Linked DNA regions of Mus musculus: region 1 is linked to region 2. Evidence: chromatin loops called from intact Hi-C (ENCODE). Cell type or tissue: heart. All regions are shown on one strand. Links, peaks and the distances in the headings refer to the core of each region. The heading gives the core; the rest is flanking DNA. Region 1 overlaps Adam19 (a disintegrin and metallopeptidase domain 19 (meltrin beta)). Region 2 overlaps Adam19 (a disintegrin and metallopeptidase domain 19 (meltrin beta)).

Region 1 (14,974 bases), core at 2,923-10,922, 50 kb after region 2:
CCGCCTCAACTGGTGAGACCTAAGCTAACAGTTCACCCCAACTTCAAGGACATGGTTGGAGACCGTTTCTTTGCATCCTGCTGTAGACTCTTTTGGGGGGAGGGGCTCTCCTGAAGCAGGAACTTCGCATTGCCACGCAGACAGCGTCCTTTAAATAGGTAACACAGGAAGGCTCTTGAAGCCCAACTTGAACAAAAATCTCATTTTACAGATGAGAAGTTTGAAGCTCAGGAGGGGGCGCTGGTGTGTTCGTCAACTCTAAGTTACTTCTATGAGCTTAGGACTATGTCCACCAGACGGGATGCCTGGGTGACAAGGGACTGACTGTCTCCTAACAACTGTGCAGCAGTCCAAAGGTCTGTAGCTTGTATATGTTAGATATTATAGTAAATAACATTATAATGCTGTCCTGAGACTGAGCAGAATAGTTTTCATGACACTCATGTGTATACAATAAATTTAACAGAATAGAATAGGTTTATACGGGTAAAAACCTATTTTCTGGAGGCTGTAGCTATGCCTTACAGGCTAAGAGCATTGGCTGTTCTTCCAGAGGACCTGGCTTCTATTCCTAGCACCCACATGGTAGATCACAACCATATGTAACTCCAGTTCCAGGGGATTTGATACCACTGAGAGCACCAGGTATGCACATGGTGATCATATATACATGCAGGAAAAATACCCATGCGCAAGAAATAAATATAAATTTCTTTTTAATCTTTTTTTTTCTTCCCCAGCTACCCTAGACGTCTGTATCAGATTCCCTGAGACTGCATGTTGACAGGATCTACGCTCTCATAGGCACAAGAAAGGTCTAGAAAATCCCCCATCAGACAGCAGTGAGCTCTACTGCTTTCTTTGCTTGGCACTGCTATGTGTTCTATACTGAACATGCCCCACTTGTGCAATTTGCAAACAGTGGAGCAAGAAATGATAATAGTTGCCCTTTACTGAGTGTGCAGTACAAGGTAGACACTGGGTTAGGTCCTTTATACACACGCAGCATCTCAGCCTCCCCACGCTTTGAGATGCAGGACTGTGATTATAGTCCTGGGCGAAGGGACTGAGACTTAAAGGGAGAGAATGTAGGTGCTGAATGGTAAGGTCAGCATCTAAATGCGAGCCACAACGTGAAGCCACATGCTCATTTTCTCACAGGGCCATATCTGTTTTGCCAGCGCTCCACAGAAAAGGAGCTATGACCCGCTTGTCCTGAGCGGCTTCAAACTGGAGAAAAAGTAGGCCCTGGCTCTGACTCCGCTAAAGCTCCGCCCGCCACGTCCCATCTCCTGACCCCTCCTTCCCCCACCCCACCCCCACCCCAGCTCCTCTGCCCGCACCATTCTTGGCTATGATTTCTCCATGTGTGAATTCCATTAAGGACCCGCTCACTGCTATTTCGGGCCGTGCATTAGCACGAGGACTTTAAATCGATGGGGAAAAAGCCAGACACCTCAGAGTGATGAAAAACAAATTTCAATATCCTTCCCCTCACCATTGTCTCAGAAACCCTTGTCTGTGGCTCCCGGGAGACCAGAGAATCCAATGAACAGAGAAGTGGGATAGGGATGCTAAAATCCTCGTAATCTACAGGACCTCTGAACTTGACTGTTCCCTCCTTGAAACTCTCCCACAGCTGTCTCCACAGCTCACTCCTTTAGTTCTCTGCTCAGATTTCCCATGATCATTTCTGACTGCTGTTCATCAACATCGGCTCCCTCCCACCCCCCACCACCCCCACCACCCCCACCACCCCCGCTCTTCCTGAGCCCAGTGTTTTGCTTCCTGTATACAATTCTCATTATTTGATATCCTGTACACTATCCGTTCACTCCCTGTATCCCTTCTGACTCTAGCAAGAGCTGCAGGCTGGCAGAACTCTTTTCCCCACAGCTCAACTCGAGTCCAGGGACCTACCCTGGTGCCCAGAACGTCACAGTTCACGTGAAAACAGACAGGGAGAGCAGAGGCATCCACCAAGAGCTGAAACGAACAAGGCTTGGGAAGTTTCTGAGCACGGACCTAGATTCCTTCCATACCACCAGAAGGTAGAAATGTTAACATAGTAACTTGAAAACTCAGAAAAATCCCCTCTCCTCAGCCCAGAGCTGTTTTGAGTCTGGGCTTGGCGGCCTGTGAAGGAGAGGACGTGGGGAAAAATAGCCACACCAGGAAGTGCAGTGCAGTTGGAGTGAATTCAGTTCGGCAACACGTGTGCAAAAACAAAAAGCCCAATTTGGATGAGAAAAGCAGGAAGTCCTTCCCCAGGGACACCTGGTGAGATCATGCTGTTTGGCTGTGCCACTTCCACTCCAGGCTGCGGTAGGCTAAAGGAGGCCAGGAACCATATCTCCACGGGCCTCCCTGGGAGTTGGTGGAGGCCATGGGCAGACAATGGGTGGCACCTATGAAAAACCCCTAGCAGTTCAGTAGGTATGTTAAAGATCAGGACAAGCCGGGCGTGGCGGCGCCCGCCTTTAATCCCAGCACTTGGGAGGCAGAGGCAGGTGAATTTCTGAGTTCGAGGCCAGCCTGGTCTTTAGAGTGAGTTCCAGGACAGCCAGGACTATACAGAGAAACCCTGTCTCGAAAAACAAAAACAAAAAAACAAAAAAAAAACAAAAAAGAAAGAAAGAAAGAAAGAAAGAAAGAAAGAAAAGAAAAGGAAAGGAAAGGAAAGGAAAGGAAAGAAAAGAAAAGAAAAGAAAAGAAAAGAAAAGAAAAGAAAAGAAAAGAAAAGAAAAGAAAAGAAAAGAAAAAAAAATCACGACTCACGACAGGGCCTGCTCAGTGAAGCTTTGCCTTCCGGAGTTCAGTCCTAGAATCCATGTTAACAATAACAATAAAGGCCAGGCAGGTGCTTGTCATCGCAAAGATGAGGAAGGGGAAACAGGCAGATTCCTGGTGCTCTTTGGCAAGCCAGACTAGCCAAATGAGTGAACTCCAGGCCAATGAGAGAGTTTCTTTCTTTCTTTCTTTCTTTCTTTCTTTCTTTCTTTCTTTCTTTCTTTCTTTCTTTCTTTCTTTCTTTCCTTCCTTCCTTCCTTCCTTTCTTTCTTTCTTTCTTTTGGTTTTTTGTTTGTTTGGTTGGTTGGTTGGTTGTTTTTTTTGTTTTGTTTTGTTTTTTTATTTTTTTATTTTTTTTTTCGAGACAGGGATTCTCTGTGTAGCCCTGGCTGTCCTGGAGCTCACTTTGTAGACCAGGCTGGCCTCGAACTCAGAAATCTGCCTGCCTCTGCCTCCCGAGTGCTGGGATTAAAGGCGTACGCCACCACACCCAGGGAGCTCTTGTTTCAAAATAAAGTAGGCAGCATTCCTGAAGGGTGACAGTTGAGGCTATCCCCTGACCTCTGAGCAGACATATCCATATTCAAACCTGTTCTCTCTCTCTCTCTCTCTCTCTCTCACACACACACACACACACACAGATACAAATACACACAGAGACACATACACAACACACACAGACACAAATTAAAAAGAAATTTTTTAAAAAATCACTATATTGACAACTCCACGTGCTCACATTCTACGCTTTGCCCACTCGGCCCATCCCTCACAAGCACCCCATGAGGCAGCCATCACTACTCTCCTCTCAGATTTCCTCAGCTTGCCCTACCTAGGTCACATGCTACAACTCCACATCCAAGCCAAGAACACAACTGACTTCCACTCGCCCTCTTCATACACTTGCTGGGTGACTTTAGACAAGTGTCTCTCCCTTTCTGTGATGAAGTTTCTGTACTTGTGCACGAGACCACAGCACTCAGGAGTCCCTAGTGCAGTGGTTCTCAACCTTCCTAGTGCTGCGACCCTTTCATACAGCTCCTCTCCCTCCCCACAACCATAGATGATTTTCATGGCTCCTTCATAACTGTAGTTTTGCTACTGTTATGAATCCTCAATGTAAAATTTCTGGTGACAGGTTTGCCAAGAAAGAGGTTTTGAGCCACAGATTGGAAGCTCTTGTTCTAAAGAAATCTTCCTAGCCTAACTTCCTGTGATCTTCTACAGAAGTCCCAACACAGAAGGAAAGGACAAGGGTCCCTCCTTAGCTGATTCAGCTAAGGCTCGGCCCCTGAACGTATCATCAATTCAGTGGACTTGGGGAAGAGCGAGGGTTAAATAGGACAGACACGGACAGCAGTCAGGAGCAGGGAAGCAGCTACTCAACAGAGCCAGTAAGGCACCAAACAGATCCCTAAGAGAAGCCAAGCGCAAACTAGCCCTCCCTGAGCCTTGGAGGAGCACAGCATCACAGTCAAAGTGATGCCCTGAGCAAGGAGGCGCTTCCCACACTGGGTAGCTATCCCCGGGGAAGAGAAGGAAAGAAACCATTCAGCAAACCAATAAAAGGCTGGTTTTGCTCTGGGAGAGGGGAGCCAAAATGGCAGTGATGTCTATCTTTTTGGGAGTGCTGAAATGAAAGCCAGCGGCAGAGGGAAGAGAAAGGGACAGAACTCTGTGTTATGTAGCAATTTCCTCCATAATAAACCCCATGCTCTTTTAAGACACAGGGTGCTTACTCCAGAATGTGTTAAAACATTCCATTCTGCTGGGAAGCTCATTAAACTCAGAAAGTAAACAATAAACAACCCAGGGCTTCAAGGAAGTTCCTGAAGATGACCAGAATCACTAGACCCCTCCCTCCTCAACAATATATAAGCAGTAAGGACTACCTCCTTCCCTGAGGCTCAGTCTAGTCAACCCAAACCCAGCCCAGCCCCTTGGACCAGGCTCACACCACCAGAGCTGCCTGCAAGCCATGCAGTGAACCTCAGGCTTCTAGCTTTCATGAGTTGTTACCCATGCTGGGTGGGCCTTGGTGAGGCTGCTATCTTTTGAGTCACTTCTGTACCCATAGGTAACCCTTCACCCCTATTACTGTAAGCAATCCCAATAAAAATTACTGGTTCACAAATTTGGACTTTGGTGGCATCCTTACTTGGGCCTGTCACTGGCAAACAGATGTTCGTCCACATCTCCATAGAGTAGTGGCACAAAACACCCTGTCCCTGCACCAGCTGCCCTCTCACAGCACTGGGGACTTCTCTGCAAGTGTCCAACGAGCCCAAATTTGGAATAAATCCTTCTTCTCCCATTCCACCAAAGCCAGGCAGCCATTCCCACTGGTTTGGATGGGGAAGGCCTTGCTCTAGCCCCTTCTTGGCAACGAAGCTTTCATTACTCATCAGCTTCCAGGGTGTTTTGGAGGCTGCCAAGAGCAGACGGGCAACTCTCCAAACCAAGCATCCTTATCTACAATGTCAATGTGGACGATAAAAAGTGGGACCATTGGTGGGGAAATTATAAAAGCCTTCAGAGTCCCTAGCCAAGTAGGAGGAGCTCTGGGAGGCCAGGTGACTGGGGCTGACGGCAGAATGGGCAGTCAATCAATGGACACAGCTGGGCAGGGTCATCTATTCAACCCTGCACCCATGAATTGAGACAGTTATGCCGGAAGGCGAATCAATGCGGAGATATTTCTGAACTAGGCCGACGCCCAGCATGAATGAGATTAGGGAAAAGCTGAACCCGAGGAAGCCAGGCGGCTTCAAGCAATGCACTTCTCAGCAGAATCTTGGGTAGATGCAAGAATCAGGGTCAGAGGTGCCAAATCCCTGCCCAGCCTGCTGCTTCTCCCGTCTCCCTCTAATCGCCTTCATTTCCTGCCATACACTGAGCGGGAGCTAGGACAGCAGCAGCTGCCTCCAGTCCCTTCCCGCCCTTAGACACACACACACACACACACACACACACACACACACACACACATTCGGCCCCAGTGAACTCCACGATGCACCGGAAACACAGCCTAAGGAAATCCAAGCAGGATGTGAAGTATCCCGCCAATCTCCCAGCAGTCAAAAGACCAAGGAAAAGCTCTCTCTTGGCAAGAGGCCCTGCAAAGGGACCAAGGATGTCGAGCTTGGGGCAGGGAGCGGGGTGGAGGCTGGGGGGGTGTGGTGTGGGGGGGCACACCACTAAACTTCTTCCTTTCCAACTGGGACACCTGGGTCAGACTGGCATCAAATGTGAGTTCATTGTTCTGTGTCAGACAAAAGAAGGGAGAAACCCACTTACTCGTTCTTCTCCAGGTCTAGGATCAGCTCTCGCCCTTCAGCCATGACCCTGAGCTCTGCTCTGAGTGGATGCTAAAAACAACAATAAAAACGTGTCAGTTCCTGGAAGCAGGGACCCAGGCTCCCAGGGCCCCAGCACCGGATCTGACATGGTGCCAGCACAGGGATCCTCCGGAAGCCAGCGAGGAAAGGTCACCAGCCTTTCCAGCGTGAAGTGACCTCAGTCCCCAAACAACCCGAATCTTCCCCATCTGCTTTCTCCCAGAAGCAGAGGAGAGACAGACACTCAAGCTGAGGTCCAAGGCTGAGCAGGTGTACTGCAGTCTTATGAAGGTTCTCAGAAGTAAATTCCCTGGAGAGTCAGACCCTGGATCAGTGTGTGTACAGGATGTCACCTGTAATTGTGGGACCCTGGACCGTCACCCAGCCTCCCTACATCTCTCTTTACTCTTCTATGAGATGGTATGGTAATAACCAACCTTCTGAGGATCCTTAAGGACTAGAGGAACAAATAAATGAAGGTAAATGATGTATCACAGTGCCTAGTTCAAAGGAAGCTGTCAATCTTACACTGGCTATCATCTTTAAAAAAACACCCAAGTGAGTTCTTTTATATTTTGCTTTCTTTTATTTGGGCCTCAATTTGGACACTCCAATCATCAAAGGGGTGGTAGCTAAAGCCTCACAAATTAGAGTTGTATAGTAAGTCGAGTCAGATGTATCTTACACATAAGCAGTTTGTCAATGGCCAAACACACCATACACCCAGCACAGATCATCTAAAACATGCAAATGGCCAATAAACCTGAAGAGCAGTGCTGAGCATCATCAGTAAGCACTGTCCTCTCTCATGGAGGGAGGGAGGGAGGGAGGGAGAGAGAGAGAGAGAGAGAGAGAGAGAGAGAGAGAGAGAGAGAGAGAGTATTTTAAAAAAGAGGATAGCCTAAGAAAAATCAAAAGTGACATAGTCCATTTAAAACTGTGAATCGCAGTGCTGTGTGGAACATACTTTAAAATGGTCACCCTGAGATCCTCTGTCTGAAAAATTTAACTGGAACCATTTGAAAAATAATTTGACAACATGGACCAAAATTTAAAAAAATCTTTAAGCTAACTATGGCAATATAAGGAGCCAGTGACACTTCCTACATCCTTCTTCTTTTTCTGTATAAGTGTGGACTGTGCGAGATACCCAGGACCTCAGGCAAGCTCAGTACAAACTGAGCCACACCCACAGCCCAATCACATTCGTTCTCTTAACCCCTGCTCCACTCATCCCCAACTGGGATCTTGGCTTCAGACTTCAAGACCACCAAAGCCTCAGATGAGATAAGAACATTCCAGTCAGGTACCTGGTCCAATACCCAGTTAATCCTGTTGCCTCATCTTAAGAGGGGGCATTCGATATTCAGGAGGCAGGGAGACAGATGGGTGCCCAGGCACTCCCTTCCCTAATTCTGAAGCACTAATTCGGCAAGTGGCTGGTGGCTCCCACTTGTGGTTTTGCCCTGGGGACTTTTGGAGTGAGAGCCCTGCCCAGTCACATTGAGAATCAAGGACGCACAGCCCCTGTGGGCATTTGAGCACATGACTACAGAAGTCAAACAAGTCCTTACCCTGGCCTGAAGGTGGCACCCATGTGACGGGCCACACGGAAAAAAGAATCTTGGCACTGAGCAAGTGATACCATGTGCCCCCCACAGAGACATTACTTGACACATGAGAGCTAATATTTATTTTTATTTAGGTGATCCAAAAGTACTTCTCTCTGTTTCTGGAGTGTGCTCAGACACAGAGGTTTAAAATCAGATGTTCCCTGTTTCTAGGGAACAGATCCAGCACAACACAACAGTGAAACTGCATTTCTCAGCTCTCCGGAGCTTCCCTGTCCAGCTCGCCTACGGACAGCTTCCCTCCTGGAACTCCAACAGGGCCTGAGGAAGCACTGGAAGGTGACCCCAATGCTCACACGTCCCTGAGAGACCCCCAAATCCCTTCTGTTGAGGGCAAAATTAAACAGCTACACACCATCTGGGACAAGCTTGTCCTGTGTATATGCATCATCCTCAAAAATCTCTATTAGACTTCATATACAGTCAGTGTCTAAGCGATGTCTAATAAATCAATGAATTATTCAGATGCAAATAAGAATCAGAGTAAACTAACACACTCCTCTCCCTCTCTCTCTCTCTCTCTCTCTCCCTCTCTCTCTCTCTCTCTCTCTCTCTCTCTCCCTCTCTCCATATATTTATAGTGCCAGGCACTGGGCTGCTGATCCTTGTAGAATACAATGAGCCACATTCTGAGTAGACAATGGCTGGGAACAATGACAGGATCTGGTCCTCCGCTTTGTTTCTCGGATCCTTCCTGAGGATGCCCAACATCCAACATCTGGAGGTAACAAAGGAACCTCTATAAAAAGGATCATATCCATTCTTCGGCAATAATGGTAGTGGATGAAATATACAAGACCTTACACTTAAAAAAAATAATCTGCCTGAGAACGGCCATCCATTAATTTGTCTAGCATTTCCTTAAGGCTATTTTCAGCCTTTCCTACTTTAGGATGAAATGAGTTCATGATTTTTTTTTCTTTGCTTTTCGGGTAAAATGTTCCCAACTTTTATTGTCCTGCTTTTAAGTTCTCTTACTAAGCCCAAGCGGTGAACTTGGGGGACATGTCTGCATGACTCTACAGTCACTTAAGGAATTCTGGGTGTTTCTCATCTGTTTATCTTTCCAGATTCCAGGGCCACAATTGTCTGAAGTCTTTCCTGACACTTCCTTCCCTGGCTTTAATCTTGCTCCTATCTGTTGCCCAATAAACCACAGGCCATTTGGCCCCTAAGAGATCATAGAAACGAGTCCTTCAAAGTGGGCACAGTGCTTATCCATGCAGTGCTAGGACTGGGAAGGTGAAGCAGCATAGTCTCCACTTAGAGGCCAGAGTAGGACACATAAAAGGTCCCGCTGAAAAAGAAAGTTAGCCCTTCTCCACATCTCTGTTCCTCTTTATTCCCACTAAAACTGGATTTGTAAATGAGGAAGCTCAAGTAAAGTAGAAAGTCACATAAGACGTTACTGTCACGCAACTACCATATTTCCCTTTTGAGAACATCCTCAATATGAGTCTGCTTGGTGGACCATGTTCTGACTGTCTTGGCAACATCTGTGTATTTTGCTACTGCTCTGGGCCAAGGAATCAGGAAGATATTTTGAGATATATAACCTAATCCTAGCTCCCTATCTTGCCTCTTATTAACAAAAAATAAAAATAAAAAAAGAAAAGAGAAAAAGAAAATCGCTGGGTACCCATGACACACAGTGTGATCTTTGCATTTTCGAAATGGAAGCAGGTAGATTAAGATTTACATACAGGTCAGCCTAAGCTACACTGGAGACTGCCTCAAAAGAGAACTGGGCTCGGCACATGATGACACCCTAGACTATGCCTTCAAGCCTAGATCCAGGAGATGGAGACAGGATTTCAGAGAACCTGTCTCAGAAAACAGAAAGACAGAAAAACCAAAAAAAGAAAAAGTCCAATCAAGATCTATGGCAAATTCACACATTTGCACGTAATCTGTGTATTTCTAAAAGACTCTGTGTGTGTGTGTGTGTGTGTGTGTGTGTGTGTGTGTGTGTGTGTAGGGGTGTGTGTGTGTGTGTGTGTATGTGTGTGTGTAGGGGTGTGTGTGTGTGTGTGTGTGTGTGTGTGTGTGTGTGTGCACACATGAGTGTTTTGCCTACATATATGTATGAGCACCATATGCATGCCCGGTGCCCTCAGAGGCATCTCCTGGAACTGGAGTTACAGATGATTGTGAACCATCCTCTGGATGCTTGGACCTGAACCCCAGTTCTATCAAGAACAGCAAGTGCTCTTAACTGCTAAACCATCTCTCCAGCCCAGTTCGTGTGTTACTGTGAATTTTCATTTCCTCAACTACAAGGGCTTGGGAATGGGTCTACGAGTTCGTCATAGAGTGAAGGAAAGTCCCCGCTAAGATATCCTAAGTTGACACAGCTAGAGGAACTGTCATTCCTGCTTCTCCAAGGAGCTTGGACATCTTACCTTTCCTCTCCCAGGGCTTTCTGAAGTCCGCCACTGAGGTATTATGAGTTCATGCTGTAGCGGAGGGCTACCTTCTTGGCTTCCTCCTGCCAACACAAGACAACATAACCATAAGAAAACCCAACCTCCACATCTCGGGCACTCAGGAGCAGGCATGGTGTTCAGAAGCCCAAGTGGTGCTCCAAAGCACTTCTGAGGCAGTCATTGCTTCCTGGAAAATGCTCCTCCCAGTGGTCTCAGAAGACCTGCTGGGCGCCACTGGGCCTTGGTGACAAAGTGATAAAGGCTAGGCAAACAAGGTCTGTGTCCCCCGTGAAGAGTCAGGAAATAAGCAAAGATTCTCAGGTGCTACTTAACAGCCCTGGGGGGGGTGGGGGGGGGGAATAATAAGATTGTGCCACAGGATAAAGGGAAGCTGGCAGGGTTCCTGTTTTAAACAGGATGGCCAGTGTGATGATGTTTAAGACCTGAGGGACCAGAGGAAGCCATTTATGCAAAAATCTGGGGAAGAGTAAAGAGTGTCAACTGTAGACGTGGGCCCGGGCTCGCTAAGGCACACGCAGGAAGGAGAAATAGCCTACAAAGTCAGGGGACATTGGTAAATATGCTAAGCAAGGGTGGGTAACTCAGAGGATGTTGGTAAGAAATATATATGCTAAGTGAGACGGCTGTGGTTGTAATAACATAGAGGCATGAGCAGGGTCTGGGTTTCATTACCTGGAAGGTTTTGATGTCTTTAGAGAAAAAAAAAAAGCCCCACAAGAGCAGTATGATCTGTATTGGTTTTGTTTTTGTTTTGAAAGGTGACCCTGCCTGCTGGGAGAATAGGGAGTAGGGGACAAGGACAGAGGAGAAGCAGAAAGGGTGGCAGCAAAGCTAGGGGGCGCACCGGAGCTCTGGTGAGAGAAGATGTGGCTCTAACTTGGATAGCATCCTGGAAGGTGATGATGTGGTGAGGTGCTGAGGAGATGCAGAAGGGTGTGAGCTCAGGTTTGTTACCAAAGAGCTTTAATTTCCCCCTTGGAAGTGACACTCACCTCCCTGGGAGGGCCAGAGGTAAAGGTGACTTCTTCGCCTCCCAACCATTACCATTCACTTGCAAATTGTTAACCTTAACTTAACCTTCCAAGTGTTGAATTCGAAGTTATATTTCACTTCCTTAGTTCCAAACCTTCTCACCTCCAGTTTTTTTCTTATCCTACACACCTGGGTTCTATCAAGAACAGCAAGTGCTCTTAACTGCTAAACCATCTCTCCAGCCTCAGTTCCTGTCAGTGTTGCTGTGAATTTTCATTTCCTCAACTAAAAGGGCTTGGGAATGGGTTGCTGTGAATTTTCATTTCCTCAACTAAAAGGGCTTGGGAATGGGTCTATGAGTTTGTCGTAGAGTGAAGGAAATTCCCCATTAAGATATCCCGAGTTGACATAGTGGGACTGATAGAGGTAGGCAGCAAATTCCTGAGAAAAGAAGCCTAAGCCACAGAAGAGCCATGTTCAAGAATGGAAGACCTCAACACTACTTACAGGTCATCTTTTTTTAAAAAAATATTTATTTATTTATTTATTTATTTATTATATGTAAGTACACTGTAGCTGTCTTCAGACACTCGAGAAGAGAGCATCAGATTTCGTTACAGATGGTTGTGAGCCACCATGTGGTTGCTGGGATTTGAACTCAGGACCTTTGGAAGAGCAGTCGGCAATCTTAACCGCTGAGCCATCTCACCAGCCCTACAGGTCATCTTTTAAAAGATAAGAATTTCCTGATCCCTAAGCAAATTACATCTCTGAAACTGAGTAGATCTGAAGACTCCCAGAGATGTCACCAAGGAACCCTGTGTTCTGTTCCTTCTAACTCAGCCTCATCAACCGCAGGAGGGATTAAAAGATGACTGAGCTTTTGTGGCAAACATCTGTAATTCCAGCAAGACAACTAGAGGTCTAAGGCCATCTTGGCTATCTAGAGATCTCTGAGACAGCATCCACCTACACAGCATCCTGTCCCAGAGAAGAATTAAATTAAAAAAAAAAAAAAAAGGTTCTGCCAGGCATGGTGGCACACGCCTTTAATCCCAGCACTTGAGAGGCAGAGGCAGGCGGATTTCTGAGTTTGAGGCCAGCCTGGTCTACAAAGTGAGTTCCAGGACAGCCAGGGCTACACAGAGAAACCCTGTCTCGAAAAGCCCCCCCCCCAAAAAAAAAATTTTAAAAAAAGGTAGCTGGAGCCAGGCAGTGGTGGCGCAGGCCTTCAATTCCAGTACTCAGGAGGCAGAGGTAGGAAGATCTCCGAGTTAAAGGGAGCCTGGTCTACAGACCTAGTTCCTGGACAGCCAAGGATACATAAAGAAACCTTGTCTCAAACAAACAACATTCCAAAACCCAAACCCCAAAACAAACAAAAAAGTGTTGGATTACCACTGATTAAATTCCTTTTCAAAAATATGATATATTTGCAATCAAAATGTATCCTTAAAAAAAGTCTTATTGGTTTTGTTTACACTGGTACAAATCAGAAGAGATAGATACATTTACATTATTTACCCAAAACATCCTGAGTTCTTAACCCTATGCTACTACGCTAGGTGCTTAATGTTCATGAGGGAACAAGTGAGACATAGTCCTCTACAGAGACTGATGGATCTAGACTCTTAAACAAAAGGAGCTGTACAGGATAGAAGAGAACGACAAAAGGTCTCGGATGGTGAAAAGCACTGAGGGCAATCTCTTTACACACAGTCCAGTTTAAGTACACGTAAGGCAACGTAACTGGAGAAGGGTTGCTCACAACTTGAAAATAAGGCCAGAGCACGTGGGATCAAGCTTTCAGTGTCAGACCTGGAGCGTCACTTAACAAAGGGTAAGAGAATGTTATCTCTGGCTCACTTGTTTGCTTTCGGTGGGATGGCCTGTATTCGGTGAAGTTTAACATTAACTGCACGCCTGTGACAGACAAAGATGCAAGTGACTTCAGGAATAGGAGAGGGAGAACCAACAACTGCTTGATTCTGTCTCACCCAAAGGAATTCCCTATGCCACTCCCTGTATCACCGGGGATATTGTTTATGTTGATATTGATTATGTTGGTATTGATTATGTTGATATTGATTATGTTGATGCTTTTGACCAGCTTTAGCAGCTGCTTTGGCCACTTCATAAATGAAAGAAAAAAAAATCTTCGTCACATTTGTATAAGAGCCAGGAGTTTAACTTTGAGGAAATTATATTTCTGTGGTCTCTTGGTAGAACTTAGAGCCATTAAAATCATAGTTTTGGGAGATGTCATGATTTGGGAAGCACCTTTTAAAGTGTATGAATGGTACGATTCCAGATTCATCAGTATATAGTCATAGAAGGACAGGAAGGGGGAAAGGAAAATATTAATAGCAACTGCTCATTTGGGGATCATGGGTCACTTTACAACTCGTAGATTTTGCTTTCTCCCCGGGTCTGCAGTCACTCTACCTCACTGACTGTTCTCAAGGCCTCCAGATCCCGTGAAGTTTACTTTCCTGTCTTTCTTCTGTGCAAATGGTAGGCTGGAAAATCAGACTCGAACAGGACCTGGCTCCCTCTTCCCCGAGGAACCCCACACCCCAACAAAAGGAAGAGCCTTCTCCTATCCAAGGCAAAGGAGCTGGAGCGTTGAGTGGAGGAAACCCTCGGGTCAGGTTCTTGCAGGGATGGGGCGGGGGCTGCAGCCTGCCCAGCCCGTACACTAGGGCGTCGTTAGCTTGATTTAAAAACGCTGACGGTTGGTACAGCAAGCACCCGCGACCGTCTGGAGTCAGCCCAGCTCTCCAGCTGCCTCAGAGCTAAGGCTAAATAAGCTCTCCCGGGTCAAGATGACAGAAGCCAGGCATTGCCCCTCCGGGACCGTCCCTTCCGCGAAATCCTATGAGAACCTCTGAGGGATGCGGCCCGGGAGGGAGCGGTGCCTGGGAAAACAGTTGTGAGAAATAGGCATTATCCAGCGTCCAAACTGGAAGCGTGGAGCCCATTCCATTTTCTTCACATGAAAACTGAGGCCAAGAGGAGATAGGCATTGGGTGAGGTGGAAAGAAAGCTCCGGTTTCCAGTATCAGATCTTCAATGTGGGGCGTACTTATACACACCTGGGTTTTTGTTAGTGAACTTCAGCTTACGATCTGCATAATGGGTGCGCATGGTTCTTTTATGGTCTTTCAGAGATGCTAAGTGTACAGGCAGAGATAACCAGTAAACCACCCTACCCTAATCTCTCGGAAACCTTTGATTTTCTATCCCACTGGTATGCTTTTGACACCACCACCCCCCCGCCCCCAGCAAGATCCAGGGAGTGGTTCCCTCGCCGATTCGGGATAGGATGCTTGGGGTGCTCCTCTGGGGATGCTCTGGGGTTGCTAGAGCAGCGGGCGCAAAATAGCGATGAGAGAGAGGCAGAGCGGAGACGAGCAACCTCAAGAAAAACAGCAAAGATAGGAAGAGCAGCGGAAAGAGAAGCCCAAAGTAAGAAAACACGGGGAGATGAAGAAAGGAAGGCAAGCAAAGAGAGAGAGAGAGAGAGAGAGAGAGAGAGAGAGAGACTTACTGCTTTCTGATTGCAGTGAGCGCACTAGCTCCACGACCTCCCGTGGCTCACCACAAGAGAACAAAGCCTGGGCTCCTAGGCTTGGGGGTGGCGATACTCACACCCGGGGAGTGGCGGAGTCCGCAGGGATAGCGGTCATGGAGCTGCCGGCATGCAAGAGCGACTCTCAGACCCTCAGTCATCACCACCACCCCTAGTCGCCTCAGAACCCATCTGCGCGCTGCCACTTACTTGTGGTCCATCCCG
Region 2 (14,974 bases), core at 3,089-11,088:
AATACATGTACATGTGTCTTCTGTGTGTGCATATACACACGAAGTCCCAAGGTTCATGTTACCTTCCTCCGTTTATTCTCCATGTTATTTTTTCAGACAGGGTCTCTCACTAAATCAGGAACTAACTGATTAACCCTAACTGGTTGGCTTGAGAGGTCCAAGGATGGCCTGTCTCTGTCCCCTGCCTCCCCCACCAGCCACATGGCTATAGGTTCATGACACCATGCCTGGCTTTTAGATGGGTGGTGGGGCTTAGGTCCTTATGTACCCAGCAGATACTTTACATACTGCGTCATCTCCCCAGCCCATGAGTGACTTAAAAAAAAAAAAAAAAAAAAAAAACCACATAACACAGAAGCCACAAAGGGATTAGATCACCCCAATCTAAAAATGGTGGGTTCCTTCCCAGCTAAAATTAATAACTGGTGGTCCCGCTGTTCATCAAGCACTTGTCATGAAGAAGGAAGGGTACTGAGGCTTAGAGGAGTTGAGACATTGCCCAAAATCTCAGCAGAAACACTCTGGAGCCAAGATGAACCAGATTATACTCCCAGGGCCCTTGTGACCATCTGCTGCTGAAGAGCTGGGATCATATAATATGTATATAACAATAAAGTACACACACACACACACACACACACACACACACGCGCACGCACACATTCGCATCCTTCTCTTGCCCCCAGGAAACTGCAGTCTAGATGGGCTCCTGGTTCCTCTGTCTTTGCCACATCTATCATCACAGAAAAACCCGAAGCATCTGAATTTGCTTCACTCAGGAACTTTTTAAGGGAAGTCAACTTGGCTTTTCTTACGCCTCAGAGAAAACAGGGCCCGTGGATTGGGCCCCTGATTCAGCAAATGTGTAGAGTTCTTCCAGTTTTAGCTCTAAAATGTTCAGTCCAAGTAACTGGCTCAGCAGACTTAGGAGGAGCCCATGTGCCTCACCCTAAACCACGCGTGCCGGAGGGAAGTTGGGGGCTTGGATGACCATCCACAAGGCACAGGGTTTCCACCGACACCCGGGGTGTGCGGCTACCCTCTTTTCCCTCCGCATCTTTGCTTTTTCTGTAGTTATTATTGTTTATTTGTTTGATGTGTTTACTGACATACCACTTCCATTTCTCATCAGTGCTTAGAGGTAGGCTCTAATCACCCAGTGCAGGAAGAAAATTCCTAGAGCCAGCCAGCCAAGCCCTGCACCTCCCCTGAGTCGGGTCTGGGACAATGGTTGCTACACAGGTGGCGGTAGGATCAGCTTCCTGTATCCCCAGGGAAAACACACTTCTCCAGATGTTGGGTGTTTGGTTACAGGATCGCTGAGACGCTATTGCTGGTGAGTTAGGAGCTGGACACAGGACTCTACTGTGTCCCTAGAATCCTTCCCTCCAGGAAAGGCTAGTGTTTGGCTTTCACCTGTTACATACCAGTGGCCTCTTTCCACAGCTGTTGAGGGCAGAGAAAAAAAAATACAAGGCTGTGAACTTTTCATCTAGTAATTCCACAGCAATCAACTCTGCCTTTTAAGCCCTGAAAGTTTAATTTTTAACATTTGTTTGTTTGTTTGTTTATGGTTTTTAGAGACAAGGTTTCTCTGTGTAGCCCTGGCTATTCTGGAAACTCACTTTGTAGAGCAGGCTGGCCTTGAGCTCAGAGACCTGCCTCTGCCTCCCCAGTGCTGGGATTAAAGGTATGTATCACCACCGCCCAGTTTGAAAGTTTCTAATTTCTATTTGTTATCGGATGAACCATCTCTCCAGCCTGAGATCTAGGATCCGTGAACCTCTCGCTGGCCAAGAAAGCCTTCAAAGTTCTACAGGTCCTGAAGTGGTTATCAGAGTCTCAAAGAGACAAGAGACCCCAGGGCTGGGACTGTCAGCCACTGGCAAACATGCAACCTTAGTTCTACCCACCAGGACTGCCCCTTAAAAGGAGGCACATGACCAAACACGTCAAAGCTTTGCTTGTGGAGAGGAGCTGCCATTGCAAAGTTTTGTTCTCTGCCTTTTGTGCTAGAACTTGCTTTCGCATAGAATACTTCACGGTCTGAGAATACCCCATGAGTGCAGCTCAAACTTCTGTGAATTTCCTAAGTGCATGGTTGAAACAACCCGACTGAAGAAGTATAACTATTCGTAGTCTCCCTAGAAACATCCCGATCCACTTCAACATCTAAGTCAAAGAATCCCCGGGCTTTCACCCAGAGGGAACACATCCTTGATGCCTTTTAAACTGGGCTCTCCCTTGCTCAGTGTGCCTCAAAACCCACTTCATTTGTGAGAAAGGTCAGGGGGTCAGAGCCAGGCGCATGTCTGTTTCCAGCCATCTGCTTCCATGTGACTTTTACATGGGCAGGGGCACAAGATGTCATTTTTGAAACATGATTTCCATCAGAAAACTATAAACATAACTGAAAGCCACTGACTTAAGCCAGTGCTTGTAGTTTATAAATTAAAACAGAGAAAAACAAAAGGCCCCCAAACACTCACACAAACCAACAAAAGACAAAAACCTGACCCAAGAAGCTGAGTTGTTTGCCTCTGGTTGATAGCTCAGGGTCCCAAATCAGCAACAAGAGCTCAGGTGTGTGTGACTTCTTGCCCTGCAGACTGTCTGAGGTGCAGCAATCTCCCCCAGAAAGTACACACCTGGTCTCACCTTATCAACATAGTTGGCAATCTCCATGAGCTTGCGTTTGGTGGCATCCTGGTCATGTCGATTCTTCTGAAACTAAACAGGACAAACAGAACCAGGTGAGACAGACCCCTCCACAGCTCTCACCCAAGGGTCTTCCGTGTGCAGTCATTTTTCAGTAATAGCCCTTCCCATGGCTCTCAGCAGGAAGAACCTGAGTGAGATCTATCTTGGCTACCTCCATCTCCCAGGGCAAGGAAGCAACCAGAGCAGATGTGATTATCTTCTTCCAGCCCCTTCAGGTAGTTATTTTCCTGACTTTATATTACAATGCTTCCGGTTAGCTCACTGATCAATCAGAGGAGGGAATGGTCTCTTTGCTTTGCTCATCAACCCAATAGGAAGCCACCATCACACATCTTATAAGGCTTTCTCCTACATGTGGTCAGTTGTCACTGATCTAATGGTTGCTAAACTGCTCTATGGACAAGCTGTGGTGCTTAGCACAAAAGGGGCATATGGATGTCAGGTCTTGATGACACCCTACAAGAGCTTCAGTCACAGTGGAGGGAGAGCCAGAAATAACCATAACAACAAATCCTCTACTTAAGAAAGAAGGACACAATTTAAAAGAGCTAAGAAGCCGGGTGTGGTGGCGCACGCCTTTAATCCCAGCACTCGGGAGGCAGAGGCAGGCGGATTTCTGAGTTCGAGGCCAGCCTGGTCTACAAAGTGAGTTCCAGGACAGTCAGGGCTACACAGAGAAACCCTGTCTCGAAAAACCAAACCAAAAAAAAAAAAAAAAAGAGCTAAGAAACTCACTGAGAACCTACACGGACTAACTGCAGTGGGGGGGGGGCATGCAAATGTCACATAGGGGGTGCTGCCAACAGGGCCATGTGGCATCAACATGGTTTTGCCTTCCACATGATTCCAAGAGGCAGTGCCTTCTTTGGTGAGAAAGACTCTTTGACTTCATCATCACTGTGAAATCAGACATCGATAATGGGGCATAGGAGAGAAGAGTGTGCTGAACTTGATTAGAATGTCTGCCTAAAGCCCCATTAGGAGGCTTTGTATTACCACTTCTGTCTGAAAAGGACAGACCTCTTTCACCTTCAATAATGAAGTAGGGAAATTGTCAGGATGGGAAGACGAAAAGATTTTAGAACTGTAACCTCCCCCTGCCCTAAAGGATAGACATGCCCTGTGTGCTGTCATTTTGACCCAGAATCTGGATAGCTAGTGAAGGTATTGTTAGGTGGGTATTCCTTATTCAAGCCGTTACAGGTTTCCTCCTCCAGCTCTTCCAGAATACCCAAATGAGGTGCCCTAGAGTATTGGTTTGGCAAGGGCTGACTCCCAGCTCTGGTACACCACTTCCTCCCTCTTGTATTAATTCTGCAACAGTCCTTGACTTCTTTGGAACTGACACTCACCAGAAAAGAACTCCTTTGCTACCCTTATCTCCTACAGAGGTAAATTCTAGAACCCTGTTGCATAGACCTTTGCAAACTGTTTAATCTAGAAGTTTCTATTACCAAGACCTCCTGACTTCTAAACTAGTCCTGTGGCAAGAGTCTTTCCACTTATTTAGTAAACATTTATTACTGCATTGGGAAGAGATTTCTGGCTTCCAAATATATTAATCCTATCCTCAAACAGTAAGGCCCAGTGAGGCCACCATAGTTGAAACAGTGTGTCATGTTTTCCAGAAGACTCTGAAGCAGGAGTTGGTAAGCTTATTCTACAAAGCGCTACTGAGTAAACATGATGAGGCTTGGTAGACCACATGATCGTAGACCACAGCTGCTCAGTTCTGCCTTGGTGGAGCACAGCTACCCAGTTCTCCTTGGTTGCTTAGAAGCTTCCAGGATACCATAAATCAAATGGTATGGCCCTGCTCCAGAATAATACTCATAGGAACATGTGATAGGTTCACATGGGCTGTAGTTTACAACCTCCAGTCTTAAAAAATATGTGCTTCAGTGTTACCCTTTCTGAGGCAACCCCGGTCATATAACACGGTAGGCCAGCCTTTCCCAGATATCTTACATCCTGCTGGTACCACCAAAGTTCTTTACAGCCCTATGTCTAAACCCATTCTTTCCCCTCCCCCAACGTAAGCCCCCCTCTTTGCTCCCATTGCATTCTATTTCACTTAATAAATGAGGGAATGTGCCAGGATCCACCCAAGCAGCTCTCTCACACGCCTCCTTGCCTACAGAATGGACATGCTGAGAATCATCCCAGAAGCTCCCACCTCGATCTTGGCCCAGGCAGAGAGCCACTGCTTGCTTGCTTGCTTGCTTGCTTGCTTGCTTACTGCTGACAGCTCTCTCTAGATGCCAATAGCACAACCTCACTGCCCAGAGCTTGCTTTCCCACTCGAAGCATCCCTCTGGCTGCTGTGAGTTCCGAGCCCGGAGATAGCGGCTGTGTCTCAGCACTGGGGGATAAATCACAAATACTACATCCTTCCCTTGATTCATCTTCCTGCATGCTCAGATTAACGACCAGGAATATATTTCTGCCAGCAGATTCTGGGCTGCAAATCTTGCCTGGCCTGATCCAACCCTGACATGAATCATTCAAAGCCTACAGCTGAGAGATGTTCATGACACTGAGAACTGAGAGATCCCTGACTCAGCAAGAGGTACGAGTCATGGGGGTGACTTGTAGCTAAGGGGGTGAGGATGTCTATGTGACTGACTGGTGCTTTTTAAGGGGTGCTTCACTCCCCTGCATCAGTAAGATCCTCTGGGTGGTCCCACAGCCATGGTGGCACACCTTCAAACAGAGCCTTTTCTTGCCTGGTTTGCTGGGAGTCTAGCTACCCAGCAACAGACCACTCCCCAACTCCTCCTCTTCTATGCCTGCTGGAGACTCACAGGTTAAGTGGCTTGTAAAACCCTGCACCAAGGACCCACTGGGCAAAAGAATAATACTCCTCCCTTAAACTGGAGCGGGGGGGGGGGGTTCTAAGTGCCTCACTCCATTGGAGTCTCAGGACATTTTATCTGAACAATCTTAGGAAAAATGACGAAAGACCTTGTATCAGACGATACAAGATATAAAGCTTAAATGGAGAACTCTCTGGGAGGAAAGACCTTGCTTTCCCCCAGGAACCTTCACAATACAGAGAGCCAAAGGTGCCGCTATGGGGTGGGGCTAAGTGGGTTACTTGGCTGGCTTTGAAGCCAACCTTTGTTGCTGCTCCCCCATCTACACATCAATCTGTAGAAAGAAAACAAAAACCCTAGAACCCACCCATTCCTGACTGCTGGGGGGTGGGGTGGGGGGAACAATGCCAACATCAGCTTAAGAAAGCTAAACTCTTTTGAAAGTAAACACAATGTTCCCTCCCAGGAAAGCCCTTCACCTCCACTTCGCTGCCCAGTGAACTCCTCCTGTCTTTAAGAAAGAAGGCTAAAGATCCTTCTCTTCCGACCTCTAGCTCTGAAAATAAGCTCTCAAACCTGGGCTAGAACTCCCTCACCCGCTGGCATTGCTCCGACCCACGCTGTGGAGCTGCAAAGAAAGAGGCCACTGGGGAAGCTGGTAGCCCCAAGTAGAGAGGACAGGAGACCATGATACAGTGATGAGCCCCCACCCCCACTTTCATGGAGTTTTGCAGTGCTCAGCCAGGGCACAGGAAAGAGTGTTTGGCTGTGGTCATGTCACCACACGGTATGGGACTTGAAGGTAATGCATGGTTAATGGAAATATGGGTGGTGGGTGCATGGAGGGCTTCCAGGAGGAAACAGAACTCCTGGACTCCAGGATAAGTCTCCATTCAAGCTTTCTTTACACGCCACCTGCCATCTTTGGCATCACCAGATCAGAGAGGGTCTACCAAGGCTCTAAACCACACCAGATCTGCTGTGTGCATTTTAAGCATCACCAAGGGCCCATTTCAGTGGCTCCCATGCCTAGAGCTACAAGGGTTTTGTGCTTCTACAGCAAAGTTCAGATTCAAGAGCAGCTCTGGCTCACGGCTGCATCCTGATGCCAAGCACTATGTTGGAACGGCACAGAAAAAATCAGGAAGTCGCCTGAAAAAGTGAGACAAATGACTGGGCCAGGTGGACAGGTGTCTGTGAAATCTTGGGGCCTGTCCAATTCGAGGAAAATGAGTCAAGGGACTATCCTGCTCTTTTAGGCCAGTGTTTCCCAAGCTTACCCGCTATGCATCAAAACCAATCCGATGTCTTATGAAACCATGGATTGTGGGACCCCCACCCTGATGATCTGGGGTTCGAGAGATCTGGAGTGAGGCTAAAAAATTTGCATTTTTTCACAGTTCCCAGGTGCCACAGATGCTGCTGCTCTGGGGACATTTAGGAAGCAGCAACATGGTTATAAAAATAGATACACATGTGAGAAGACTGTATCTGATCAGATGCGGCAGGCGCCTGATACCTTTGTAAAACAGAAGTCTACAGGATTCTCTGAAGGATTACAGACAGTCCTAAGAGAAAGCATCCAAACTGTAGGACCATGAGATCCAGTCTAAGCAAAGCCCGTGCTTCCGTGGCTGTCCTAGGAGTGCCTTTCCTTGGCTTTTTGCTGTTTTCTTTTTTTTTTCCTTACTGTTTAAAATGGCTAGAAGAGGGCTGGAGAGATGGCTCAGCCATTAAAGGCTAGGCGCACAGCCAAAAATAGAAAATGGCTAGATTTAAGGTCAGATTTAGGATCAAATTTATATGATAAACTAGAAAAAGATGAATGTGATGAGTTGGTGCTTTCAAGAGAGAAGGTTTGTCTGTTTGTTTCTTGTTTTTTGTTTTGTTTTCTGTTTGCTGAAATCCATTGCTGACCCCTTACCTCTGCATAATCAGCCACCAGGTAAAGCTCCACGTACTTCATAGAGTGTAGATCTTCCCGTTTCATCTGGACAAGAAGAGACAGAAGCAGGTCAGTGCAGTAGAAATGGCTGGCTCCAGCTCATTCCAAAAGGCAGCTGAGAACCACATTGGTTAATAAGCTGTGACCTTTTTACTTCTTTTACATTTAGGCGTTAGGGACAGTTCTGGCTGCAGCCCACCATCACCATCTGCAACGGGTTATTACTCAAGGCCTTTCTGAGCCATGGGATCTAATCCTCTAGTCTCAAAAAACAAAGAAGCCAAACTGGCTAGCACAGGCAAAAATTGAGGCCAGCACCCCACAAGGGAACATGCCGACAGCTTAGTTCCCAAGTAACTTTGAGACCACAGACCTCTGTTCTCAGTGTGAACAAAACAAATATTGTACATCAGATGAGGTAGCTATTCCAAGAGGGGAAGTGACATTTTTTTTAACCTTACACAGTGTTTTAAACCAGTATCTTAGAATATTTTAAATATAAACAGTGATTCTCTTACAAAGGTATCTCACTCAACAATAGAGAAAGAGAGAGAGAGAGAGGGAGAGAGAGAGAGAGAGAGAGAGAGAGAGAGAGAGGTGGGCTTTTCCCTCTTTCTTACCCTTCTCTCTCAATCTAGAAATACCCCTGGAACCAAAGTAAGGGTGCAGAGAGGACAGGCTCCAGTCTGCCAGCTCCACTGGGAACCTGAAAACTCACTCTGCGAGGTTGCTTTTTGGTCTGATGTGTAAACTGAAGGGCCCAGTCCTTCGAGGTGGGCCCGGAGTGCTCGAACCCACAGTTCCCCGGGGGCAGCGTGAGATGTTCGGATCTGTAAATACGGTGTTGGCTGTCGCTGTTAGGGACGGGCTCGATGATGTAGCTGAGGTTACTTCTCACTATAATCAGTCCTCTGTGGATAAGAGAAATGGAAGCTTCGGTCAATGCTTCCGGAAAAGTCCCTTGTGCAGATTCAAATGCTCCATGCTTCTTCACGTTCTACTGGGTCACGAGGCCCTCTGGGAAGGCCTGGTGTAAGCTTAGACCCTCTGTAGAGAAATACACTGTGGGGCACAGAATCTCAGAGCACTTTAGACCTACCTCCCTAAGTTCAGGCTTTAGACTGGGACCCCTAAAGGCCACCAAATCAAGCATGACCCATGACAATCGTAGACCCCATAGACCCCATAGACAATCATTAAACTGTATAGGCCCTGAAAAAGTAACATGTGATCAGAGGAAGCACTCTGGCCTGCCAGCTAGATAGCCAGCCTCTCAATTTAGCTGTGGCACTCAAAGGTCACATGCTCAAGAAACATCTCATGACCCCGAGCTTCAATCTCCTCATCCCTAAAATAAAAATGATAATGTACTAACTCACGGGGCTCTTGAGTAACTAAATGAAAGACAAGTGTCCTAGTGCCTGGGAGCCAAGCATCCCTACCCATCAACTGCCCCATGCCAGCAGCTATCTGGTCAGGTGACACCCACAACTAACCATATAGAACAATCTTTCACCCAGTACTGAACTCAAAGATATGTGCTGGGTTATTTTGTTTTTGTTTTTTTTTTTTTCACTCACTGAGATTTCACTGAGTTCTAGATATCATTCAAACACAAATAGTCTTATTGCTGGTATCTATAGAGACTTGGGTCCAGACTCCAAAGGAAACAAAAAATGCCAGACACTCCAAGCCATATATAAAATGGTGTGCTATTGATGTATAACCTATTTGTTTCTTTCTGTATATTTTACATCACCTCTATGTTACTTATAATAGCAAATAAAATGTAAATGCTGAACCAGGAGTGGTGGTGATGTATGCCTTTAATCTCAGCACTTGGGAGGCAGAGGCAGACAGATCTCTGTGAGTGAGGCCAGCCTGGTCTACAGAGTAAGTTGCAGGACAGCCAGGGCTACATAGAGAACCCTATCTTGAAAAAACAACCAGCTAGACAAACAAACAAACAAACAAACAAACAAACAAACAAAGGTAAATGTTGGGCCTGGAGAGATGGCTCAGCAATTAAGAGCACTTGCTTCTCTCTCTAAATCTGAGTTTGGTCCTAGCACCCATGCCAGGCAGCTCACAAACTGCCTCTAACTCCAGATCCAGGGAATCTGATGTTCTCTCTTAGCCTCTACAGGCACTGCACACACATGGTGCACAAACATACACTCAGGAGCACACACATTAAACAAACAAACAAATAATATTTTTAAATGTAAAGGTATGTTACATATACTATATTATTTAGGGACTAAGGTCAAGAAAAAACATATATGAGCAAAACTTTTTTTTTCTAAAATAATTGATCCATAATTGGTTAACTCTACAGAGGTGGAATGCAGGAGCACAGAGAATAACTGTATTCACGGTTGGCAGGAAGGCAGCCATTCTAGCTATGTATCTACAACCATGGCAGTTGCTAAGGATGGAATATGAACAAGCCAAGCTGCCTGTCCTGGTGAAGAACAGGCTGAGAATGGGTGTAGTCACTGTGACCCATGACCTAGCCTGAGCCTTGACAGACACCCACGGATTAGATGCAACTGCTTAGGGTACTGTACCACTGAAGCCTCTGTGGCTCTCTAGGTTCAGTGAGCACTTACTGCCTCTGGCTTCACCATTATCAACAGAGGTGGGGAGATGCTCACAGGGTAGCCCCCTGTCATCTTATCCACTAAGATCTATGATGTGCCAACCTAACACTGTGATGTAGGAATGAAAAGACAGTAATGTCTGCCAACTGTGCGTCCCATGGTTAATTACCTTTCCGTAAACTGTGTCTGAGGATGGAAGGGGGCCAAATGCCTTCTTTGTCATCTTATCTCCCACTGGGAACCCTGCAACAGTCAGCCACACTTCTGAAGAGTGTTGCTGGCATCATCAACTATAGTCATGAGTAAATATAGTCTGTCCTTCTGACCCACTCTCCAAACTGCCACCTTCCACACAGAGAGATAAACAAGACAGCCAAGAAATGGGTTCCAGATTCTGGGAACAATGAGCCCAGGACTGAATCCCCAGGACCTTGGCAACAAGTCACTCAGGACCTTATCTCCAAACCAAAGACCTTCTCAGCTCAGCCTCTGGCACCATGAGTGGCAGCGCTTCTTTCTTGGGCCACTCAACCTCTAGCCACCACTGCCCTCTCAGGATGCCCACCCAGGTTTTGTCCTTTAATAAGAGCTCATGATTCTCTTGGGACAGACTCTGGTGGGCAGTAGACCTTTCCTGATCCCATCCCTCGCTGACCTCATTCCAGTACCGGGAAGACTATCAACTTCCTGGCTGCATCCTGGCTGACACAGCAGCCGCCATCTGGCCTATGGTGAGACACCTAAGGTGTTCCCTTAACAGCTAGGGTGGAGGGCAAAGAGCAGGGATCACAGCAACTTCCCTACTCTGCACAGGAAAGAACGGAGGCCAGGGCAATATTGGCATCCTGTTCCCAAGCTATCTCTTCATCCCAGCTGACCAGAGCCTCGCCCACCACCCCAGCTTCCTCTAATGACTATAATATTGGCCACTAAATGATGTGGACCACAGACTGGCTGGTGATCCTGTGTGCACCAATATTACACCCAGTGAATGGAAAGTTCCCCATAGGAATCAGTGAAAGTACCAATTGGAACTTGGCAGCAGGGCTGGTAATTATCATCATAGTAGCTATAACTTATTGAGCTTTTCTATGAACTGGGCACCAAGCTGATGAGAGCTAACTTCTAACTAACTTCTCTGACCCTTACAAATATTTTTTCCATGACCAGCCCAAATTCACACAAGTAGTAAAGAGTTAAAACAGGGGTGAGCTTCAGCAATCTGGTTCCTCATCCTACAACCTTCACCCTGACTTTTTATCATCTTTCATAATAGACCTGGAGAATGGTTCAGAAAGACACCCCCATTCAGTGAGCACTCACTATCCACGACTTCACTACTGACAATGAAGGTAGGAGGATGTCCAGTGGGCAGTTCTCTGTTACCTCATCTTCTGTCATCAGGACTATGCATATGGCTACAGTGATGGCGGCAGTGACTCTCTCAAGTGAGACCGGCCAGGATGTGTTGATTGATGTTGGTTGTAGGTGCAGCAATAGAGAGAAGCTCACCAAGATGCTAAGCCCTCATTTTCCAAAGGAGCAGAGAGGTACGTCCTCCCGGGGAAGCCTGACAGCCAGCTAGCTCACTCCAATTACTTTATTCAAACATTATACAGCATTAATTAGGGATGGGAACTGAACGCTTATATGTTTGGCTGTGAGCCTAACCCTCAACGGCTGAGCTATCATAGCATGCCTTTGGTCCGGCAATTTGAAATCATTAAGAGTATAGACTGATCCAATTAGCAGCCTCTTTTTAAATTTAGGTCTGCTCTAGATTGACTTCTCTCATAGAGGATTTGTAATGCCATCACAACCAGAGAGAGCACTTATAACCACCTTCATTTTGATAATTTAAAACAATGAGAACAATTTAAAACGATTATTATTATTTATTGAGACAGGATTTTTTTTTAATGTGTGTGTAGATCAGGCTGACCTGGATTTGCTCTGTAGATTAGGCTGGTCTCAAACCCACAAGGAACTTACTTATCTGTCCCTGCCTTAGTCTCCCAAGTATTGAGATCAAAGGCCTGGATTTATTTATTCATTATCTATGTACCCTTGAAAACATCGAAATCAATTTCCATATCTTTCTCTCTTCTTTAGAGATTAATATCTTTGATAACTTAAAACATTTTAAAAACAATTATTGTTATGTATTAAGACAGGGTTTCTCTGTATAGCCCAGGACAACTTGAACGTGTTTTGTAGATTAGACTGGCCTCAAACTCAAACTCACAAGGAACCTGTCTGTCCTTGCCTTTATCTTCCAAGTATTAAGATCAAAGGCCTGGATTTATTTATTTATATACCCTTCAAACATTTATATTAATTCTCATTTTCTCTCCTTTCTTTGGAAATTAGCATTCCTGTAGATAAATATACTTATATCCCCCTTTTTCTTCATGTAAATTTATTTAATACCCTTCTCTTTATTCAACTGAATTTAAATTCCCTCTCCCTTATTGTATAATGTGCTAGGTTGAGCTGTAATCAGTTCTCCCATGGAAGCTCATGTTTATAGAGACTGGTTGCTCATAGCAGTATGACATTCATTTTCATGTTAGCTCTCACAACCTGCCATTAGTTCTCCCATGGGAGCCCCACATTCTAAGGAGACAGGCTGACTGCTCAGAGCAGCTTGAAATTCTACCCCATGTTAGCTTTCATGAGCACAGCTTTGTTTTTTTGTTGGATAAAAACAAAACAACTCTGCCCCAACCTATCTCTGGGTCCCCACAGTGATCAGCAGGACAGTTTCCTAGAGCAAAATGGTTTTGGGCAACAGAAAAGCATTATTTTTTAATTTTACTAACTCCATTGGTAGAGCATGAGACTCTTAATCTCAGGGTTGTGGGTTCAAGACCCACATTGGGCACCAATTTGTTGTATAAATATTTAATCTCAATCAGAGGTTTTTGCCCTGCCTTTGATCATTCAGTTCCTTGATTAAAGACACACAAATTTAATTATTATAATAAGCCTTAGTTAGCACTAGACCTGGGCAGATATCTACCCTCTATGCTATTTGAATCTATTTCTCTATCAATAATCCCATTTTATAATTTGTCATGTTCCATCTGGGCCGCTCTTACTTCCAACTGGCTAGCCCTCACGGCAAAAACTTTTGATTCACCTATCCCCATGGTGACTTCTTCTTCTCTCCATCTTCTCCCCTCATGGTTCTCCTCAGACCCCAAGCCCAGTGAACCACAAACCCTATACATGTCTCATCTGCCCAGCTTTTGACAGTTGGCATCTTTATTTAACCACCAGTTTTAAATTAAGGAGCAAGATTATTACAATGCATAGCAAAAGATCAAACATCAACAAGGATGCACCTAGCCTGTCTGTGGAATCCAAGTTCCCTGGTAGATGGCAGAGGAGGGATCCGCCCAACCTTATCGTCAGCTAGTGTTTGCTGACAGCTAACTGACCATGTGCCGCATAGATGGCAGATGTTACTCTCTTTAAATTTCCCCAGCACATTGTAAGGCAGGCAAAATTACAGACCTCACTTTATCAGTGAAGAAACTGAGGTTCAGAGAGATTAGAATCAGAAGCTTTCACCTGTGGCTGCTGGTTAACAGATATAGTCTGTTCCCTTAGGCTCTATGTAGCTCCACTAGTAAGCTTAAGCCTGTGCTCAGAGAGCCCAGGACCAGAGTTTTCAAGCTATTCAGCAATCTTCAGAAAGTACCCAGGCTATCCCAGTAGACTCAGGATCTGCTTGCTGGACCAAGAGTCTGCACTTGAGAAGGCTCAGCTGATTCCAAGACAGGCTTCAAATCGGCAGTTAAGGAGACTGGGCTTAATCTCCATTTCCAAGAACAGACCATTCCAGGCAAGCCTTGGCCTCAGAAGCTGCCCCACCAATGGCCTGAGGCAAGGACAATGGGTCAGCAGCAGTTTCCAGACCTCCCCCAGCAAGTTTCCAGCTCCCACACCCTGATAATGGAATGTCTATAGAGATGGACCCAACAAATTAACATAGAATTCCATAATGTGCTTTAAATCAGGTCTGCAAGCTCACTTGGGTATCTCTCTATTCTGGTAATGGGAGACCCCAGCACACTGGACTTCTACAGAATAAAACACTCTTTGTGTTTACATACTATTTGAGTCTAGCATGAGTCTGGGTTATCATTCTTCGGCAAATCATGGACCCTTACACACTAAGTCCTATGGGAAATGCTCTGCCGAGCCACACCCAGGAACTTCAGGAGCCCATGCTCCTGACTGTCTCTATGGCACATGATTGAGACATCATCTCAAGTAGGCAGTCTGAATGACCCAAGCTTGGGATAACCACTGAGGTTATCCCTTCCAGCACCAGGATTCAGCGACCTCTCTCCTTTCTCCCGTCACTATAGCCCTTGGGGACTCACCCCAGGCCTAACGACCACTGATCCTCCCCTGGGATTACTTGGAGACTGAAAAGAGTTGGCACAACCAAGCACATTACAGTGGTCCCCAGCGTTATTGATGGCAAGTTTCTAAGAATGAAGCTCTGGGGGCTCTCCCTTGCTACCACCCTCAAGCTACCTTATATCTCCCCCTGCTCCATCATTTATCCTAAGGGCCTCCACTGATCCAATTTGCTAAATGTTAGCTCTGGCAGAGGCAGAGATTAGAGGTGAGGACAGAGGACCTAGGAGGCAAAGAGCCAGGATGCTACTCTCCAAACCTATTCCTCATCATTAAGAGAATGAGAAAAATAAATCACAGATAAGATCATATAGAAGAACCCAGGCAGGCCAGCCAGTCAGGAAACAAGAGGTTCATTCATGCTTAACCCATAAATGACTGAAGGACTCGGTCAAATACATCCTTCAAGACTTGAGAGAGATGCCACTCCCCAAGGAAGCCGCCCCTGGGACACA

Evidence for each region. A loop is a pair of places that touch in the nucleus more often than their neighbours do. Peaks named below come from ENCODE experiments on the same cell type or tissue, not always from the same donor. Only the 100,000 strongest peaks of a DNase experiment are listed, where the experiment ranks them.
Region 1: a loop joins it to region 2, with 2.7 times the contacts of the local background. A loop is called at or near these places in 26 of 42 quality-filtered maps.

The regions. Positions count from the first base shown.
Region 1 is chr11:46,056,196-46,071,169 of GRCm38, reverse strand. It overlaps Adam19 (a disintegrin and metallopeptidase domain 19 (meltrin beta)), which reads right to left. Exons shown (of 23, transcript NM_009616.4): 1 at 14,960-14,974; 2 at 10,162-10,247; 3 at 6,088-6,158. Among named protein-coding and RNA genes, the nearest start is that of Adam19, 7.7 kb to the right of the region's middle. In heart, for the core only: a CTCF peak has its summit at 7,678 (motif pointing right); DNase peaks (open chromatin) are centred at 5,559, 6,199 and 7,679; H3K27ac peaks cover 4,456 bases.
Region 2 is chr11:46,106,176-46,121,149 of GRCm38, reverse strand. It overlaps Adam19 (a disintegrin and metallopeptidase domain 19 (meltrin beta)), which reads right to left. Exons shown (of 23, transcript NM_009616.4): 6 at 8,201-8,393; 7 at 7,462-7,527; 8 at 2,659-2,730. Among named protein-coding and RNA genes, the nearest start is that of Mir8100, 11 kb to the right of the region's middle. In heart, for the core only: no CTCF peak of the experiment used is centred there; DNase peaks (open chromatin) are centred at 4,439, 7,739, 10,409 and 10,829; H3K27ac peaks cover 508 bases.